Regions from separate parts of the Mus musculus genome. Here region 2 is linked to region 1. The links are chromatin loops, found by intact Hi-C in ENCODE. Cell type or tissue: heart. All regions are shown on one strand. Links, peaks and the distances in the headings refer to the core of each region. The heading gives the core; the rest is flanking DNA.

The links. Peaks named below come from ENCODE experiments on the same cell type or tissue, not always from the same donor. Only the 100,000 strongest peaks of a DNase experiment are listed, where the experiment ranks them.
Region 2: a loop joins it to region 1, with 2.6 times the contacts of the local background. A loop is called at or near these places in 4 of 42 quality-filtered maps.

Annotation. Positions count from the first base shown.
Region 1 is chr2:71,210,578-71,213,488 of GRCm38, reverse strand. Dync1i2 (dynein cytoplasmic 1 intermediate chain 2) reads right to left here and starts at 1,543. Exons shown (of 16, transcript NM_010064.4): 1 at 1,415-1,543. In heart, for the core only: no CTCF peak of the experiment used is centred there; a DNase peak (open chromatin) is centred at 1,788; H3K4me3 peaks cover 1,558 bases; H3K27ac peaks cover 1,568 bases.
Region 2 is chr2:71,054,180-71,057,090 of GRCm38, reverse strand. It overlaps Mettl8 (methyltransferase like 8), which reads left to right and starts at 1,485. Exons shown (of 10, transcript NM_145524.3): 1 at 1,485-1,720. It overlaps Dcaf17 (DDB1 and CUL4 associated factor 17), which reads right to left and starts at 1,347. Exons shown (of 14, transcript NM_001165980.1): 1 at 972-1,347; 2 at 493-596. The coding sequence starts at 1,097. In heart, for the core only: CTCF peaks have their summits at 629, 829 and 1,562 (motif pointing left); a DNase peak (open chromatin) is centred at 1,450; H3K4me3 peaks cover 2,003 bases; H3K27ac peaks cover 1,706 bases.

The sequences.
Region 1 (2,911 bases), core at 229-2,728:
ACAAGCGTGTCCTCATACTGACTGTTATGCAGGAGGGAGGGAGGAACGAGGAGCTTTCTGAACTGGAAAGGTAACCTAGGGACTCAATGTAAGGTAGGAGCCAGGACCTTGTTACCTTCTCTACATTACTGGTTCAACCTTTGTCAGTGTCTCTCTCCATACAACTGCAGGATTAAATGCTTTTGATTAAGGAAACTGGGTTAATAACCTCTTGAAAAGTCTAGGAATCTCTTAGGATCACAATAAAGTTGGATTAAGGGCAAATTTGGTAAGGAGGAAAAATTCATCTATGAAAATGAAAAACATTCTTCTATGTAAATGAAAAAGGGAGAATTCTTGGTAGCGTACTTCAGAAAGACAGGACAGTGGGCAAAAACTAGTGAGCAAGTAACAGGAAATCCCTTTAATATACACTTTTTTTTCCATTTTTTATTAGGTATTTAGCTCATTTACATTTCCAATGCTATACCAAAAGTCCCCCATACCCACCCACCCCCACTCCCCTACCCACCCACTCCCCCTTTTTGGCCCTGGCGTTCCCCTGTACTGGGGCATACAATGTTTGCGTATCCAATGGGCCTCTCTTTCCAGTGATGGCCGACTAGGCCATCTTTTGATACATATGCAGCTAGAATATACACTCTTATATATACTCCCAACCAAGTCATTTGAACAAACTCGCAAAGCAAAGCTCGTGTTTCTTCACCCACTCTTTTCAGGTCTCTAAAAAGCTTCATACTGTAAGGGCTGTTGAAGAAAGTTTCCATACACATCACTCTGTATGATTTTTTTTTGTATTATGTATGATAAATAATACATATTATTTTCTGTTTAGGACCAATTGTCAACAATATACCAATACTGCCTGGAATCTAGTTTGAAGAAATACTTCTTCCTTCAACTCTAACTATTTTGTCCCGCTGAAGCACGGGCGATCAGTTAGCTCCCTCATTATCAGACAGGTCAGGGCCTCTGCTCCGTGACTGACAGGTTCATTTTCTTAAAACTCCGGAAAAAGGAAAGTGTCTAGAATGATGTTTACAATCACAGTGTTCAGAGACCTCCAACACACACGCTAGGTGCCTGGTCATTGCTACTGACCCAAGTAGTAGTGATCTTTATTAATAAAAACCAAGCAAAGCTTAAGGAATTACTTTCTCCCTAGGCTTAAGGCCAAGAGGGTGCGGTCCGGGCTGGGGTGTGTCCGAGGTCCACCAGACGGGTGCAGGACAAATCCCGAGGGTCCAGGCCGCCTGCGGAGGGTCCCGAAGGGTTGCCAAGGGCCCTGGTGGCCTCCCCAGGCCGCTTTGAGTCACCCGGGCCGGCGCTGTCAGAATATCGGCCGGGCGGCCCTACGAGCTCCAAAGCGGCCATCAGAGGCAAAAGGGACTTGAAGGAAGCGCGGCCGACCGACCTGTCAGGTGGCGGAGTGGAGATCGCTTTCTCTGGCCGGTAACTTCCCGGGAACGTCCCTCTCCAACTGTCGCCGCCGCAGATCCGCGGCGTCCCAAGCACACAAAGAGGGATGGGCGGCGGCCGCTACGGCGAGAGCCGAGGGACAAATGGCTGCGCCGAGACGCGGTCTCACACAGAATCAGAGTCTTTGCCGCCCAGCGCAGAGGGGCGGCCTCTCCGTGACTTACCTTTTGTAAAACAGAATCTCCCGGTTGAAACAGATACACCGGCCCGGGGCCCGAAGCGTTTCCGCTTTGGCAAAAGCTGGACAACCACACCTCACATCCTGGGGCGGAGCCCTCAATACCTCCAGAGAACTTCAAGTCCCGGCAACCAGGCGCCCTGCCTGGGCGAGCGAAGCTCTGTGGGAGTTGTGGTCCCACTAGAGGCAAGGAATGCTGGGATATGTAGTCAGTCTTAGCTTTCCTGTCCCCAGCACCAAGGCCATCTTTCTGCCCTTAAAATGCTAATGAGAACATTCCAGAGTTTGTATTGAAGGTGTTTTCTTCCGTGGAACAATGATTACAATGCAGCATGTGCTGCTTAAGGTCTGTGGCCCAACATTAACAAAATCTTAAGTCCTGTTTTTCCATAATGAACCTGAGAAAAGGGCATTTTAAGAAGTTTATTTATAGGCATGTGCTCGTAGATTGATTTGCAGGGGCCATGGATTATTGAGGATTCTTGTAGCATGTGACACAAGATCAAAAATAAACATATATTGGGGCTGGAGAGATGGCTCAACTGTTAAGAGCACTGGCTGCTCTTCCAGAGGTCCTGAGTTCAATTCCCAGCGACCACATTGGTGACTCACAACCATCTGTAATGAGATCTGATGCCCTCTTCTGGTGTGTCTGAAGATAGCTACAGTGTTCTTGTATAAATAAAATAAATAAATCTTTAAATAAAAATATATTAATTTAAGCAGGGCATGGTGGCGCACGCCTTTAATCCCAGCACTCCGGAGACAGTGGCAGAGGCAGGCGGATTTCTTAGTTCAAGGCCAGCCTGGTCTACAAAGTGAGTTCCAGGACAACCAGGGCTATACAGAGAAACCCTGTCTCTAAAAACAAAACAAAACAAAACAAAACAAAAAAATAATTAGCATAAAAATAATTTCTAGTATTTTATAACAGAATAGTTTCCTCCAAAAAGTGTGTTTGGTAAGAAAGCATTTTATACTATTGGATCTGGTTAGATTTTTAATATAAAGAAAATAATTGAAATAAGAATTTACCAGAAGTGCATGGGCTGATGCATGTGGCTTGAAGAATTTATTTGAATAATCTGAAGCATTATTTGCCAAGTATTAAAGCGTTATTTGCTAAATATTAAAGGTAATACCAAAGCATTACTTTCTTATCTTCTAGAAAACTGACAGGAAGAACATTGTTTAAGTTTAATATTGATCTCAAATTTGAAGCTTTAAAATTTCAAAGAGCGTTTAGTTATGCAG
Region 2 (2,911 bases), core at 162-2,661, 160 kb after region 1:
GAAGCATCAATTCACTGTGTCGTTCTCTTCAGTCTGACCTTGAATGGATGGAGGCTGGCTGTTAAATACTATTTATCTACAAATACTATACTTTTGTTTGAACATTTTTTTTCTCTTGGGAAAAAAAAAAAAGTACTTCTAAAACAAAATGCCTGTCTCCTAAGCAGCATCTAATTATTTCACAACCCATTTTCTGGACTCTGATCTTTAAATGGGTATAAAACAGCAAACTGTGCTGAGAAACGTATTATTTTGCCTGTGCTATAATTTTGTGTGAAATAAAAGTATTTACAAAGATGAAGTCCGAAACTTTAGACTTAACGAGTTTTTAAGATCACATGCATTTTCCACCTAGTTTTATTATGGACTCATTTTTTTTTTTTTTTTCATCTTCCAATTTCACTAAGTACTAAAGAAGCCACGTGGTTCTATAAAAACTAGGGTCAGGTGGATTATAGCAAAAAAAAAAAAAAATCATCACCAAGAATTTACCTGCTGACACAGCACCGGTAATTGTCAAAATATATTCTTCCTCTCTCATAGGCTATAGGTGACTTGGAATGAGTTGTCCAAACATTCTTAAATTTAGTACTCTCCTGAAAGACACAAAGAATTTCAGTTTAGGAAAGAACTCAGTCCCCTGCTATGGAACCATTTTCGGTGGGTAGTTGAAATCTACAGTTTTAAAGTACATTGTTTCTCCTTTTTTTTTTTTTTTTTTCTCCCTCTGCCCATAGATGTCGGTTTAGTTGGATGCCCAAGTTTTGAATCGATTGTTTGCAGGAAGGCAAAAGAAGCTTTTTAAAAACTACGCCAGGCGGCGGACCTGAGTACCTATTTTCTAATACCCTAATTGCGGGACACGGATGCCCCTCCCCACGTAAGACCCTCAAAGGGGTATCAGAGCGCGTAAAAAACTGCAGCCCGGCAGGAGGTTGGACCCCGGGCACCCCGACTTCGGCGGGCGTCACCTGGCACACCAGCGCCCGCAGGATGCCCAGGTTCGTCCTCTGCACCACGCCTGCGTCGCGTGCATAGAAGCCCAGAGCCCGGCGACTCAGCCTGCGGCACACATTGGCCTTCCGGGTCCGGCCCATGGAGACTAGGGGTCCGCAGGGCCCAGGAGGGGCGCGCCCCTCACTTCCGCGAGGGGTGGCAGCCGCCACCTGCGAACCTCAAAGGAAGGCTGACGCGGGACCCCGCGCTGGGGACTCGGGGCAGAGATCAAGAGGTAGCGACACACGGATTTGACGCAAAGGAACAGAATCAACGGCGCCTTCCTGGCCCTTCTTTCTGCTCTCGGGATTAACGCTGCACCTCGCGGCCCTCCGTATCCACTCCCTCTCCCGGAAATGTAGTCCCCTTGGCCTTTTCCGCCCCTATGGCTTCTTTTTCAGAACTACAATTCCCGTCAGGCAGAGCGAGGGCTGGCCTGGCCCCGCCCCACCCCTCCCTGCCCCTAGCCCGCCTCTCCTGGCCCTAATAGGCTGCGCCGTAGGGCTGCGCAGTGGGTCGGGTAGCCTTCCGGGCTGCACGCGGTAAACCTGGATAGCTTTGGTGGGTGCTGTGCAGCCACCTGGTGGTGTCGCTTCACCTGTGTGTCCCAGGAAGCAGTCCCTTTCTGCCCTGGTCGTGGGACGACTGCCAACCCCTCCTTTGGCCCTGCAAGGCTCTGGCCACGCGTCCAGAGGGGCGTTGTGGCCAGTGGGACCCTCCAAAGGTACGCCCCGTGGCTTTCCCTCAGCCGCACTTGGGACGTTGTGGATGAGGTTGACTTCAACATTTAGTTGTGTAACCACTATGCTTTTGTATGGTAATTAGTGGTGAAAGTTGCTGTTTTTCCCATCAAAGTAGGATTGAATTTCTCCTTCCCAAAGGCTCGTCCTTGTGTGGCCAGCGGGGACCCTGACTGGTTTTGTGGTAATTGCTGTGTTTTCTTCCTCCTTCCATTTTTCCCCCTTATAGGGAATAAAATATGAAATGTTTGCATTCTTATTGAACTGCCTAAGATAATCCAGGTTGACTTCTCTAAGTAAAAAATAACATTCTCTGTGAACTAGCTCAGCCTGCGTGTTCAAAATTACTAACATACTAAAAATTTCCGTAACTGTATACCAAATGCGACCCGTAACCTCATTGTAAACCCCTTTAGTGTGGTGTCTGCATCTCCCACATAGACTTAATAGACTTGGCATGCCACTCCGTGATCTTAAGTGCTTAAAGAAAAAGTCAGTAAGCACACCAGCTTTCTGATCGACAGAAGTACAGTACAGGATGGATGTGCTGGATCAAACGTTAGCCGTTTCATTTTGTTGTTTTAAATGGAAAACTCTTATACCCTTGATGCATTTCCTTCGGGGTCTGGCTTTTTTGTTTGTTTGTTTGGTTGTTTTGTTGGAGGTTTTTTTTTTCCCCCCCTGATATTTCATGACCTGCTTATAGCATACGGTGGAGTGAGTGCTTTGTATATTTTTAGAAAGCTCCACAATAGTTAATTTGGTCATTCATGAATGCAGCTGTCACTGAAATGCTGGAACCCAGAAAAATATAGCTGGATTTTCTTTGGCTGAAGCGAAATGCAAATCATTGCTGAATTGCACTCATCATTTCCTTTTTGTCTTTCTTGTCGCAGCTCTTGTCTTTCTGTGCTCTCCCACCATGGCTGAGCTTTGGTTTCTGTGCTTGTTTTTCACATGACTTCTAAGATGCCACTATGCTCCACTATTACCACAAAAACAGTAGCAAGTAGTGGGCATATTGTGATCATACCTTCCGCGCATTCACTTTAACATATTAAGTCCCAACAACTGGATGCAGACCACCCATTCAGACATGAGGGCCATGCCCCTCACTTGCTGCTCTACTGTAATGGCGCTGTCTTTCTTGGTTTGGACCAAAGTCCCCCCAGTTT